2 separate regions of the Mus musculus genome follow, and region 2 is linked to region 1. The links are chromatin contacts, found by Hi-C or POLR2A ChIA-PET in ENCODE. All regions are on one chromosome and are shown on one strand. Each heading gives the region's core, a stretch centred on a gene start or an enhancer-like site at or near the end of the contact. The rest is flanking DNA. Distances are from core to core; before and after follow the strand shown.

Region 1 (7,102 bases), core at 317-2,816:
AAAGAAAGAAAGAACAAGAGAAAGAAAGAGAGAGAGAGAGAGAGAGAGAGAGAGAGCTACCTGGTGTCCCTCCCTAGCCACATGGTTCTGTGGAGTTAGAGAACCCCAAAGATGTGATAGGAACAACGGTGTCAGTGCCCAGCACCTAGAGCAGACTCTACTTGAAACCAGGCTCCAACACTGACTAGCTAGTGAGCCCATAGTTGCCAAAGGCCTCTGAGCCCCAGTTCATGGACCTGCAGAATGGGGAGGTGCAAATGTTCCCCTAGGGCCATGGGAATGCTGACAAGCTGCTGCCTGCACAGGGCTGAGTGTGGAATGCTGGGGAAGTGTGTGTGTTAGTGGTGCGGGGCATGTGGCCTGTCTTACTTTTCAAAGGTTCCTCAGCCACCCCAGACTGGAACTTGTGGCAGGAACACACTTCCTCTTTCCACTCAGTGTCCCCAGCCTGGTAACTGAATACCATCTCTCTCCCTTGTCCCTTTGCAGGAGACAGGACTGGGCAGATCCATCCTAAACTCTGGAGAGTTGTTTTAAGGCCCACTGTTCGTTGGCCAACTCTGCCATGCATGAGATCATGGACATTCACTTGTGTTCTTCGCTTCTTCCTCCACTGGACTGACCCTCACATAAAACGTGAGGGGAAAACTACAGAGCTTCAACATTCATTTTTGCCCTCCGGTGGAAAGGGAAGGACAGACAGGTCTTCTTGGAGTGTCCTTGTTAGATATCTGGAGGGCTCTGGTAGAGTCAGTACAAGAGGGGGACTCCCGGCTGGATCCTCATCTTGGCTGCTGAGCGAGCTGCCAGAGGAGGCGCCACTCACTAGCCTACAACCTAAAGCAAGTCCGTCTCCTTGGAATACCCCACCTCTATCGCACTCCCTCCACCCCCTCGCAACTTGTGGTAGCCCCAAGAACCTTCGCATGGGGCGCCAGCTACACAACTGTAGGGCTCCCACAGCTAATCTTTGATCTCTGCCACGTACACTTGGGCCTCTCAGAATGCTCCCTGTGAATCTTGTTTCTCCATCTGCTTCAGGACGTGTGTTAGGTGGCAAACGCTCTCAGGACGGTCAGAGCTGGGTCAAGTCAACCTGGGTCCAAGGTATACAGAGGTTAGTTAGTAAAGGGTGGGCAGGCTGGTCTGATGGGCAAGGGGTCTGGACAGGGTAGGGCTGCCTAGAGTCCCCCACCCCCCCATCTCCCTCCCCGGGTCCCCGCCCCCGCCCTCCCACGCACCTGCGCTGGCCTCCCCCCAAGCCCCGGGGCAGCACTGGGAGATCAGAGGACTCGGAGGAGTCGGGCTCAGGGGGAGGGGGCGGGGAATTTCCCCCCACGCTTGCCTGGGCCTGCTCCCCTCCCCCTCCCCTCCAGGTGGGGGGCACCGCTTGGGGAATTCCGCCAAGGCAAGGCTCCGGAGAGCCTGGGCTGGGGTCCTAGGGAGTGGAAGAAATGGAAACGGGAGAGGGGGCGGGCTGGAACCGGGGGCGCAGCTGCCTTCCTCCCCAGACACCAGCTGCCCCTGCCTGTCGTGGACTAAGCGTCCACGATTCCTGTCTGTCTCCCGCGATCAGGGTCAGGGAGTGGCGTTTTCTTATTCAAGCCAGCCGCGGCGGGACCTGGGGAGACAGAAGCGTGAGGATTCCGGGAAAATGTGCGTGTGAGCGTCTTACAATGAATGAATGGATTGAATGGGAGCGCGCGCGCACTTAAATCTGGGTGCCTGTGTCCTTTTGACTGGGTGCAGTCGTGGGAGGGAGCCCTGTAACTCTCCCGTTAGGGTCCTCTAGAGGTCTGTTAACCTGGTATGTGTCCCTCCATACTCTCCCAATAGAACCCACACCGACCATGGAAAAGAAAGAAGAAAGGGTGGGAGGCATGTGTTGGGACGGTGGGGGTCCCGGGGATCAGGCGTGGGAGGCGTCTGGACCTGCTGCCTGCGCTGCAGTCGCAGGCGGGGCTTCCAGCCTTCCCTAGGGGGTGTGGGACAAGAGGGGAGGGACTTGTAGGGACACAAGGGGGGCAGGAGGCAGTGCTTTAGAAACCTGGGTGAGGGAGTCTCAAGGTGCAAGGCACAGTTCGATGGGGTGAGTGTGGGGACCCAGGCAGGACCCAGAGCTAGAAAGCCGAGCCTGAAGTCACCTCCGGCCAGATACCTTCCCTAGAGACCCCTGAAGAGCGACAGCCGGGTAGAGATCCCGGGAAGGTATTTCCTGGTCTCAGACCGGCAGCGCCAACAAAAGTAAGATCAGGACTGACGATCAAAGGACAACGCCCCCTGCTCCTCAGGTCACCTGGGAGATCCTAGACCCCGTGGGTGTCCCAGGCCGTGTTCCGTCCAAGGCACCATCTCTTTGATTAGGGAAGATGGGGACACCACATCTGCAGGGCTTCCTCCTCCTCTTCCCATTGCTGCTGCGGCTGCACGGGGCCTCAGCAGGGAGCCTGCACAGTCCAGGTGAGTAAGGCAAGGTGGCCAGGCCAAAGTCACTGCTCTCTCCTGGGCCCCAGGGAAGGGGTCCCAAAGCTGGAGAGGCGGGACAGCAGGTGGGTGGAGCAGTTGAGCAACCCGAAGGCCCCCTCGGGGATGGGAACTGGGGAGTACTGGCTGGGACCAGGCTTGAGGAGGCCCAGTGGGTGTCCAGACTTCTCCAGATCCCGCGGTTGCCGGGCAGGCTTGTCCGAATGCTTCCAGGTGAACGGCGCTGACTACCGAGGCCACCAGAACTACACCGGCCCACGCGGAGCTGGACGCCCTTGTCTTTTCTGGGACCAGACACAGCAGCACAGCTACAGCAGCGCCAGCGACCCTCAGGGCCGCTGGGGGTTGGGTGCGCATAACTTCTGTAGGTGAGGAGGGGGGTTCTGGGGTGGGTGGGTGGGTGGGAGGGTGCGCTTCAGCAAGGCTGGACCAGTGGTGGCAGGAGGAGGGACAGAGAGGCGTCTGCTCTGGCCTGGTACAGTACCCTCAGAAAGATTTAAGGTGGGCCCTATCTCAAACGAGGTTCGCAAGGTTTGCAAAAACCCGGCTTTTAAAGATATGTGACCGTTTTTTCTGCAAAGCCAGTCAGAGCCAGCACAAAGGCTTACACCCTCAAGAGGCCCTGGGATGCCTTGTCTGGTTGGATCCGCCCCCTGGAATGATTTGACTGGCTCTGCCCTACTTGCTTGAGCAACTTCTACAATCCTTCATATGAGGAGTTCAAAGACACAGCTTTCGTTTGGAGCATTATCAGTCAGGGGCTGGAAAGGGGGCCACTTTTTTGCCCAGCCATAAAGCTTAGGGCTTACGATTTGCACCAGCTGTATGCAAGAGAGTAGTGAGGACCCATTGAAGTCAGGTCAAGTCTAACAACCAGAACAAAACAAAACAAAACAAAAACCTTTCAGGCTCTTATAGAGCCTTTCCTCCTCTTGGAAAAGTCAGCATCCCGGAGCAGGTGGGTGGAGAATGTACTGACAAGAGAGGAACCGGCTCTCTCGGTGGCCACACAGCATAGACCATAGGCCAGAGAGTGGCCTTCTCACTATCTCCCTCCGGACCACAGGAACCCAGACGGTGATGTGCAGCCCTGGTGCTACGTGGCAGAGACAGAAGAGGGCATCTACTGGCGCTACTGTGATATCCCCACATGTCACAGTGAGTAAAGTCAAGAGCCCACCCAGCCGGAGGGTCACTCAGAGGTGAGACACTGACTCTGCTCCCTCCACAGTGCCTGGGTACCTGGGCTGCTTCGTGGACTCTGGGGCACCCCCTGCTCTCAGTGGTCCCAGTGGCACCTCCACAAAGCTCACTGTCCAAGTGTGCCTTCGATTCTGCCGCATGAAGGGCTACCAGGTACTGTCCTAGAGCCCAGGCCAGTGACCCCTGACCTTGACCTCAGCACCCTACCCAGCTCCCAACACAAATGCCAAACTTGACACTAACTTCTGAACCCCACCAATTCCCTACTTCCCGCCCCACTACTCACCCATATCCACCATCCCTGCCTTTGGGGTCACCCAGTCTGTGCTCCCAGCTGGCTGGTGTGGAGGCTGGTTATGCCTGCTTCTGTGGCTCTGAAAGTGACCTGGCCCGCGGACGTCCAGCCCCTGCCACCGACTGTGACCAGATCTGTTTTGGCCACCCAGGCCAGCTCTGTGGAGGCGATGGACGACTAGGCATCTATGAAGGTGAGACGTAGACCAGAATGAAGGGTGGAGTCTAATGTGCCATTCCTCCACTAGGAGTGGAATCAGGAAGCCTTCTGTTGGAATGGGGCGTGTTAAGGAGACTAAGAATGAAGGCAGGATCTGTAAAGGACTTGAGGCTGAACCTGATGGTGAAGCCAGCACTTAATTAGGAATTGGTTCGAAGGAGGGGCCTATTTAAAGAAACTGAGCGGTGCCAGTACTGGGGTGGGAATGAGACCTAGCTCGAAAAGGGGACTCTTTCCACCTGCGCTGGAAAGAAAGCCAAGCTGGCCTCTTGTTTCTTGACCGCCTGCTCTGCCCGCAGTGTCTGTGGGCTCCTGCCAGGGAAACTGGTCGGCTCCTCAAGGAGTCATCTACTCCCCGGATTTTCCGGATGAGTATGGACCAGACCGGAACTGCAGCTGGGTATTGGGCCAACTGGGCGCTGTGCTAGAACTCACCTTCCGCCTCTTCGAGTTGGCTGATTCTCGAGACCGGCTGGAGCTACGCGACGTCTCGTCCGGCAACCTACTCCGTGCCTTCGACGGCGCCCATCCGCCGCCTCCGGGACCGCTGCGCCTGCGCACTGCTGCGCTGCTGCTCACCTTCCGCAGCGACGCAAGAGGCCATGCTCAAGGCTTCGCGCTCACCTACCGCGGTGAGCCAGGGGCCAGTCCTTCTGACGCCGCCCACACAACCGCACTCCTGGCCACCTCGCCTCACACCTCTCTCCGCAGGGCTGCAGGATACAGTGGAGGGCAGAGCATCTCCAGAGGATTCAACTGAGAGTCTCGCAGGGGACCCCGATGGGGCTAACGCGAGCTGCAGCCCCAAGCCCGGAGCTGCACAGGCTTCGATAGGTGGTGAGGCTGATTTACAAGGTGGGAGTTAAACAAGGAGTGGCTTTTCGGAGGCCTGTCCTCATCACACCCCTGTGCCCACAGCCCGAGTCTTCTCCACCGTGACGGCCTTCTCTGTGCTGCTGCTGTTGCTCCTGTCCCTACTGCGTTTGCTGCGTCGACGGTGCGGGCGCTGGGGCAGGGCCTGAGGGCAGAGCCCGCACTGGGCGCCTGATGCCTCGTGCCTCGGGTGTGGGGTCTCCGGTGGGAAGCCTGGGCTGGGGGACGAAGCTAGGAAGGCCCTGGGTTCTTGAGTGGGCGAGGCCGTGGGAGAATTGGTTTGCAGGCAGAGCAGGATGTTAGAGGCAGGGCTGGGTATGGGTCCAGCTGACGTCTGCTCCCTCCCTAGGAGCTGTCTGCTGGCTCCAGGAAAAGGGTCTCTGGCCATGGGACCTTCCCGGGGCCCCGGGAGAAGCTGGGCTGTGTGGTACCGCCGGCCCCGAGGGGTGGCCCTGCCCTGTCCCCCAGGGGACTCTCAGGCTGAGGGTCCTGCTGCGGGCTACCGTCCCCTGAGTGCCTCCAGCCAGAGCTCCTTGCGCTCGCTCGTCTCTGCTCTCTGACCCCAGACGTACGTGAGTCCATCACCACTTCTGCCAGCGAGATGGACACCCGAGATATTATGCAGCACCCTACCTCGACCTTGTGCCCCTTTAAAAGCAGCTCGGTCTCTGATCATCTCGGGAAGACCAGAAGATCGGACAGGAAGCATCCAGTGCTATTTGGGAACTTGGCCTGACCCTTGGGGTCCAGATGACTGAAGCCAAAGGACAAAGGGAATCCAACACCCTAATTCATGGACCTTGATGTGATGGGTGGTGTTTGGTTTCAGGGTTCTTTGCGCCTCTTTTGGGGATGGTCCTGGACTGCTGCCCTCGATGAAAGGTTAGGGGCCAACAAAAGTGATCTAAAGCCGGGCGTGGTGGCGCATGCCTTTAGTCCCAGCACTCGGGAGGCAGAGGCAGGAGGATTTCTGGCCAGCCTGGTCTACAAAGTGAGTTCCAGGACAGCCAAGGCTATACAGAGAAACCCTGTCTCAAAAAACAAAACAAAACAAAAACAAAAACAAAACAAAAGTGATCTAAAGACTCAGTATAGACTTAAAATAAAAGGCCTATTTTGGTAGAGGCTTTAGCAAGTTCTTTGCGCGAGGAAGAACCTGTCGATAAGGGTGTGGGCAGGGGGGCTGCAGGTGGGATGCTGGGTGTCCACACTGTGAGCTTTCTTATGAGAGGATGTGGAAGTTGGTCTTGGGTAGTTTTATGAGGAAGAAGCGCCTTCCTTGTCCCTGCCAGAGTAGAAGAGAACCGACCTTGCTTCCCTGGTCTCCTGCCTTTGCCCGTTCCTTGCCTGTACTGGGCAGGGCTAAGGGTGTGCTTTGTGGGCGATAAAAGGGAGTGAATTGGGTGGAACCCAAGCTCGAAGCAGCCTGGCCGGAAGGGCTGGGCCTCGCTAAGGGTTCCAGGTGCACCACACATCTTAGACGCTTGGGTTCCCCGCCAATGGAAATATGCCTCCAAAGTGGGTAAGCGCCTGCGCTGCTCAGGACTCTTCTGGGGGGTGTGGGGGGTGGTGGTGGGGCGCTTAGCCAGCAGCACCTTGGACAGAGTCTGACTGTGGGTTTAGAGCTGGGTAGCCGGGTTATGTGCTTGAGGTAGGTGCCCAAAGGTGCGGCAACCTGAAGGTCATTAAGAAAGCTGGGGTGTGATAATGTTGGTAGACCCAAGGTGCTAGGCCACTCCAGTGGAGGAGCCCGACACAGAAACTCGCGTCGCAAGCCAACAGCCACTCCACGCAAAGAAGGCTGGAACCGCATATGTTAAAAAGAGAAGGCATGGGCGGTCTCGGGGCGGAGCATCTCCGTCCGCAGAGCCCATTGGTCCCTGCAACAAGAACGTCAGGAATCCAGCGCGCGAAACACAGGCAGGGTGGCGGGGGCGAGGAGCCGGGGTGGAGCCTGCTGTCCCCTCCGGCGTCCGGCCGCGCCCGTCCTCCGGGCTGCGGCGAGACGCCTGGCTGCCGTTGCGGCCA
Region 2 (6,958 bases), core at 381-2,880, 83 kb before region 1:
AGGTTCCTGGAGGGAGAGGACAATATCCTGTCTTCTTCAGTCCCAGGAAATGTACCAGAGATAGTAAAAGGAATGAAGATAATCCAAAGAGCCACTGTCCTTTTGTTCCCCACCCCTCTTTGACTATCAGTCTGTAAGGATACATGATTCTCCAAAGAATGATACCCCAGACTCAAATAGTATGTAAATGCAAAGAATGTTTTAAGCTGCACAAGTCCAGCATGCTGGGGTCTCCTATTACCAAGATAGAGACACCCAAGTGAGCTTTCAGGCCTGATTTAAAGCACATTAGAGAATTCCAGTGTAGGTGACCTCTATGTTAATCTGTTGTGCACATCTCTACAGAATTCTATTAACATGGTGTGGGGACTAGAAACTTGCTGGGGAGGTCTGGGAACTGTTACTAAGTAGCTGAGGATGTCTGGAAACTGCTGCTGACCCACTGTCCTTGCATCAGACGAGGTAGTTGGGACAGTCCATTACCTGGACATGAAGGCTGGAGCCTAGGGTTTTGTTTTGTTTTGTTTTTTTAAATCATCAATTGACTTCCCTGGACTTGCCCAGTTTTTAGGCCTAGTGTCCTTAACTGCCAATTTGAAGTCTGTCGTGAAGTCAGCCTAGCCTTCTCAAGGCTGTTAAAAACAATGGTCTCCAAGTAATCAGGATTTCCCCAGGAATCTCATGTTGGAATAAGGAAGGGTTTGACCTGAAACAGATGTCACAGCTCATCAGGCCATCTTGTAGGACAGTCAAATGATGGGCCATACCTTGCCTAACACTACTCATTTGTTCCATTTCAGTTTAAACAAACTCCACAGTCGACTTGGGAAAGTCACTGGACCTCTTCTTATGGCCACATTAAGTAAACCTATCAATGCTTTTCACTATTAACACTTTTTAGTTGGTGTACTGGGACCAGGTGGCCAAGTCTAGCTAGAGTGGACCCTAATAACTACAGCAGAAGTCTCGAAGAGCAATAGTTTCTCTAGCTCCTAAGAGGCCACAAAGCATGGCTGAATTGGATTTAACAAACCCTTAGACCCAAGCCTAGAGCTGGATGAGGAGAATACACAGTGGTGATCTTAGATCCAAAATTGTACATCGTCTCAAAATGGCTGTAAAGTTACCCCTCACATTCCCTGCAAGAGCTTGACCCATAAATAAACGTGGGCTGGAGAGATGGCTCGATGATTATGAGGACTGGCTGTTCTTCGAGGAGTTAGCTAGGTTCGATTTCCTGCACCCCACACGACCAGAGGACCCGACGGCCCTCTTCTGGCCTTCCCAAGCATTGCATGTAACAGTTGCATAGGCATAAATGCAGATAAAACACTCATATAAAATTGTTCATGGCAGATATGCATGAGTAGCTCTCCGTGACTCACTCTCTACGCCCCAAAGCAAGCCCAGCTTGCACCACGGATCCGAGACGGGCTCAATATATAACCACCTATAACCCAGACACCGAGATGGCGGCCAAGCACAGGAAGTGGCTTCCGGATCGCTTAAGATGGCCGCAACGGCGTGGGAGGGGCTGCAGGATAGGGGGCGGGGCGGGCGGGGCCGCGCAGAGCACGCTGGGTCGCGCTTGGGCTGCCGGGAAGGGGCGGAGCGCGGCCGCGCCGGCGCGTCGAGCCAGAAGCAGCCGCCGGGATGGTGAGCGGGCGCGGGGGGGAGGGGCGCGGGGCCGGGGGCGGCGGGGGCTCCGGGGCCACGCCGGGGGCCGCGGGCTAGCGCTGACGCGGGCCCGCCGTCCTCAGGACGTGTTTCTCATGATCCGGCGCCACAAGACCACCATCTTTACGGACGCCAAGGAGTCGAGCACCGTGTTCGAACTGAAGCGCATCGTCGAGGGCATCCTCAAGCGGCCGCCAGAGGAGCAGCGGCTTTACAAGGTGCGACGAGCGGGCGTGGCGGTTGCGCGCGCGGGGGTCCAGACAGGACACTTAACAAGGAGGTCTCTTGATCGTGCTGAAGAGCCGGCAGCATCAGGTCTCCCGGCAGCCGCCCCGCCCTGCCAGGCCGTCTTGCTCAGCGGTTGGGGAAACCGAGGCCTCGATAATCTTACGCAGCCGAAGGTCGTGGCAGAGCCAGGGTTTGTTCCTGGCTAGCCACCTTCGGCCTGTCGGGAGCCCACCGGAATCCCACTGTCACAGGGTGGGGTGGAACTCGAGGAATGCAAGTGTTGTTTAGAAGATAGGTCAAGATCCCACCAGTGATTCACCCAGCCAGTGTTTACCCTCGCCAGTCTTCTGATGTTCTAGAAACACTTGGCATTCAAGCTCACCTCCAGAAGCCAGCTCCAGTTTTGAATAAGCTAGCCTGCGGAGTTGGGTCCTCATGCCCCAATCCCGAGTCAGGCTTCCCAGAAGCGTGCCAGTAATCTAAATACATTGAGCTAATTCCAGCTGTAACTCCAGATTAGAGCCTGGATTCATGTCTCTAAAGGGCTTTTCTCACTGATACCCACTGATCTTTTTCTTGAAAGACCCTCTGCTGGTCTAGGAACCACATAGTGTTTTTAGTGCTGCTTTCTATGCTCCTCATAATTCCCGTTTTAAGGTTAAGGTTGATTTTTAAAAGAAAGGTGGGGAGTGGAGAGAAAAACTTGATAGGACTCAGGGGTGCAGCTGTGTTTAGTGTTAACATAACCTGTATGAAAGCCTAGGTTAGATCACCAGGCGGAAAAAACTGGGCAATAATCCTGTTTGGGAGCTAGATGTAGGAGGATCAGAATTTCAAGAACAAAATACTGTTTGAGATATTTTCTCAAAAAAAAAAAAAATTCCAACTACCTTTTGAATTAGATATATCTAGAGAGCTTGGAAAAGCCAGAATTCAGAGGCCTGTGAGTTTTATTTTTGTGTGTGTGATACCTGCTCTCATACAGTCCAGGTGCTCAGGTGCTCTGGAGGCCAAAGGGATCAGATCTCATGGAAGTGGAATTGTGAACCAATCTATATGGGTGCTAGAAAATGCCCTTGGAAGTCTCTGCCAGAGCTTTTAGCTGCTGTAAGCCATCAGTGCAGTCAGAGCTGGAAATTCTTGGATATAGTCCTGGAATATGTGTTTTATACTTAGGGATGCCTCTTCCTAAGTTCCTCACCTAAGTTGGCTGTCTTTGGGACCTTAGGACCTCTCCCTAAACCCTGCTTCTCTCTTCAGGATGACCAGCTCCTTGATGATGGCAAAACTCTGGGCGAGTGTGGCTTCACTAGCCAGACAGCACGGCCACAGGCCCCAGCCACAGTGGGCCTGGCCTTCCGAGCAGGTAAGATGGCTAACCTGGATGGATGGTAGCTAGCATCTGGTAACATCCAAAGAACAACAACTTTGGAAGCCTATACTGCTCCTCTGAGCTTTTAGGGAATACCTTTTCAGTCCACAAAGATCATGAAGTATTTGTTTCCTTGTTAAAAAACAAAGCATAGGGACTGGAGACATAGCTCAGCAATTTAAGGGTAGCTCTTCCAGAGGAGTTGGGTTCCATTCTAGGTCAGAAGTGTAATTGTACATCAGGGGACTGAAGCCTTCTTTAGTGTTCTTGAGCACCAGGCATGTACTTGGAGCAGACTTACATGCAAAGGGCCCATACACATAATTTTTAAAACTTGAAACATAAACAAGAGGTGTGGAAATTAAAGGTAACTTGTAGGTTCCTGGTACCACCCACATTTTTAACAGGATTTATTGAGTCCATGGCCTTATTCCACCTGATCTTTTTGTTTGTTTTCTAGAAAGAGTTTATCTATATAGTTTGGTTTTCTGTTTTTTAGACCCAGAGTTTAGTCCTGGCTGACCTGTAATTTGCTCTGCCTCTCAAGTGCTGGGATTAAAGATATTCCCCACTGAACCCAGCTCCGCCTAATTTTTTCATAGTAGCCTTGTGAGGCCATTGTCTTCACTTTGCAGATTTTGAAACTAGGACAATGAAGTGCTATAGATGACAGGCAGACTATAATGCACTTACTTGGCTGGAACAGATACCATGCCAGATTTAGCAAATCACCTTTTTTGTTTGTTTGGGGTTTGTTTGTTTTTGTTTTTTTGAGACAAGGTTTCTCTGTTATAGCCCTGGCTGTCCTGGAACTCACTCTGTAGACCAGGCTGGTCTCGAACTCAGAAATCCGCCTGCCGAGTGCTGGGACTAAAGGTGTGTGCTACCACACCCCGACAGATTGTGCCAGATAGACACGACAAGTGAAGCAAGTGATTTGGGAAAGTTAGATCATGTTATACCTATGGTGCATGCCTTTAATCCTATGCTGAGGCCAGCCTGGTCTACAGGGAGTTCCAGGACAGCTAGGCAATGAGAGGCAGGTAGAGATTTAATAATTTTATTATTTGCCTCTGAGATTTTAAAGAGGGATGGTCCTCGGACTTGTTTTCACAGCTGTGAACCCCAAGGACTGTGTATATGGGGAATAAAATGTAGAAAAATGGCTCAGCAATTAAGAATACTGGCTCTTGCAGGGGACCTGGGTTCAGTTCCCAGTACCCACATGGTAGTTTACAACTGTTCATTTCGGTTCCAGAAAATCAGTGCCTTTGGCCTTCATTGGCACACATACATACATACATGAAAGCCCATATACATACTCTAGAAAGAGGCTAAGATGGGAAAAGAAATAGAAGTGTAAATTATCCTTTTTAGTTTTTGTAAAGTAAACCTCAGCTCACCAAGCTATATATCCTTATGCATAGCCGATTGTCCCTGCCCCACCCAGCCTGGAATTTCCATCTCCATAGCCCCCCCCCCCCCAAGGGCTTGCTGCAAATATCCTTTTATCACGATAAATATCCTGGGAGGTATCTGCTCCAAGGTAACTAGTAGCCTGTGAGTCAGCAATGAGGCACTTATAGGGCTGGTGAAGATACACGGGCCAGATAGATCCCCTTTTGCGTGGGTTCCTGTGGCTAAAATACAGCTTGTCTGCGTAAGCTAAGTTAGGTTGTTATGTCAAAGCTAAGGGCACACAACTCCTGATATGGCATTAGATATGGGCAAGACTGGACCAGAGGCTTTATTACCCCTCAGGCCAATGGAATGTGTTAATGGCAGGATTTGCAGAAGCACTTCTGGAAGCAGCTGACAGCATTAGGTTTCTGGACCTAATTAGGTTGCTTTCACTGCTGCTGCCACTCAAATGTCCATACTGAAGGCTGAAGGCTATTAGGAAGGTTTGGCAAATGGCGTTTTAACTAGACCAGTAACAGGAATGAGAATTCATTCTCCCCCAACCCCCAGAAGTTTGTGTAACCTTAGCTGCCCAGCCAAGTGCTAAGATTAAAGGCGTGGACCACCACCACTTGGCTGATGGTCAGTTTCTAAACCTTTGCTCTTAATAGAAAGCACATCTACATCCTTGACTTCTTTCTTGATCAAACCCCAGCTCTTTGCCGTCTTCCTTACTAATTTTACCAACCAGTAGCATTGAGGGCCAGGTAAGGAATTTCTAGGTGGACACAAACAGGAGAAAAGATAGAAAGTGGAGTTCATGTTTTGTACTGACTGTGGACACTGGAAACCAGGATTAAAGAATTCTGAGGTTGATACTTGCCAGACAAGCACAAAGCTGGGGGTTGGGGGTCTTTATCAATGACATGTAATGGGGTCAGAGGCAAAGTTAGGCCTCTGAGGACAGAAGTCATCATACCATTGCCAAGTCAGGCAACCAAGGTGGGGAGGGTTATGGCCTTGATGGTTGATACAAGTCAATGAATGGAAACGCTGAGAATCTTCTATACCCCTTCCCCAGATGACACCTTCGAAGCTCTCCGCATCGAGCCCTTTTCCAGCCCTCCAGAGCTTCCAGATGTGATGAAGCCACAGGATTCTGGAGGCAGTGCCAATGAACAAGCTGTGCAGTGAGGGCCTAGGCCTACCCCCTAGAGACCCATTTCCCCAATAAAAAAAATTTGGCTGTCTACCTGATTGACTTTTCTGTTCCCTCTTGTTCACAGAACTCTTAACCCCAAGTAAAGACTACAGACCAATTACTGCATTTCTCATTTTTATTTGACAGAAAAAGTTGCTTTTACTGTACAGATTTTAAAAAACCAAAATGCCTTAAACAAAGTTGGGGGGGAGAGGGCCTCACAACCTTGTAAGGGGGTGCAGCAGGGCCAACCAACTTCAGCTCCTTCCTCTTTCAGGAAAGATTACAACTTACCAAGTTAAACCATCAGTCACCCAAGAATTTAGGGAGCTAACTCCCTGGATCATCACAATCTGAGGCCTAGATGTCCTGAGCTGTGCCCCTCCCTCCCTAGACTCCCTCCCTCCCACTCCAACCCCCAAAACACAAGAACCAGGAAAAACTCACAGAGATCAACATTTCACAGGAACCAAAAAAAAAAAAAAAAAAAAAAAGGGTGGGTGGGAGAGGACGCTCTCCCCTCAAGATGCTGCCAAGGTTCAAGGGAAGGCATACAAAGACTCCTTCCATGATTCTTCTGGGAAAAATGAGGAATACTCATGTCTCCAGAGTATGAGGTGTAGTGGAATCCAGATTATGGAGACCTGGAATAGAGAAGACTGGTCATTCTGGGTCACCACACATATCCCTATCCCTAACTACTAGCTCTCAGAAGGGCCAGACTTCCAAGGAGACACACCTGGAGGAGCGGTGACGATTAGAACGGGGACTAGGTGTCTCCTTCCTCTTGTGACCAGGAGAGTGACTGTCCCCTCGCTGGCCTCTCCAGGAAACTCGCTCACTGCTACAAGAGGAGAAATTAGGTCACAGAACAATACCAAAAACTTTTAAATTTTGCTTACAAATTAATGGTAGCTAGTTGAGTCAGGTTGCTAGCACCTGCTATAGGCCCTACCTCTGTAGATCCCTTGGTGAAGGTTGGGGCGAGGGCTGTCGACGCTCAACGGGTGAGTAACTGAGGGATCGGGAATCCCGAAGGGAGTCTATTGGCTTCCGAGGACTTCGAGACCTAGGAAGCA

What was found. A loop is a pair of places that touch in the nucleus more often than their neighbours do. ChIA-PET counts read pairs that join two places held with the same protein, here RNA polymerase II (POLR2A).
Region 2: a loop to region 1 is called in a map of heart, with 2.0 times the contacts of the local background. The contact joins the promoter of Elob here to the promoter of Kremen2 in region 1. A Hi-C loop is called at or near these places in 1 of 37 maps with a recorded cell type or tissue (heart). POLR2A ChIA-PET finds 5 or more read pairs at or near these places in 2 of 5 experiments (Patski and embryonic stem cell).

The regions. Positions count from the first base shown.
Region 1 is chr17:23,740,293-23,747,394 of GRCm38, reverse strand. Kremen2 (kringle containing transmembrane protein 2) reads left to right here and starts at 1,566. Exons shown (of 10, transcript NM_028416.2): 1 at 1,566-1,656; 2 at 2,292-2,460; 3 at 2,678-2,852; 4 at 3,551-3,642; 5 at 3,716-3,840; 6 at 4,022-4,175; 7 at 4,501-4,833; 8 at 4,913-5,038; 9 at 5,120-5,198; 10 at 5,424-6,196. The coding sequence starts at 2,370. The coding sequence ends at 5,634. Paqr4 (progestin and adipoQ receptor family member IV) reads left to right here and starts at 7,065. Exons shown (of 3, transcript NM_023824.3): 1 at 7,065-7,102.
Region 2 is chr17:23,823,781-23,830,738 of GRCm38, reverse strand. Elob (elongin B) reads left to right here and starts at 1,630. Exons shown (of 4, transcript NM_026305.2): 1 at 1,630-1,656; 2 at 1,761-1,895; 3 at 3,166-3,271; 4 at 5,760-5,999. The coding sequence starts at 1,654. The coding sequence ends at 5,872. It overlaps Srrm2 (serine/arginine repetitive matrix 2), which reads right to left. Exons shown (of 15, transcript NM_001368687.1): 13 at 6,835-6,948; 14 at 6,619-6,723; 15 at 5,998-6,523. The coding sequence ends at 6,514.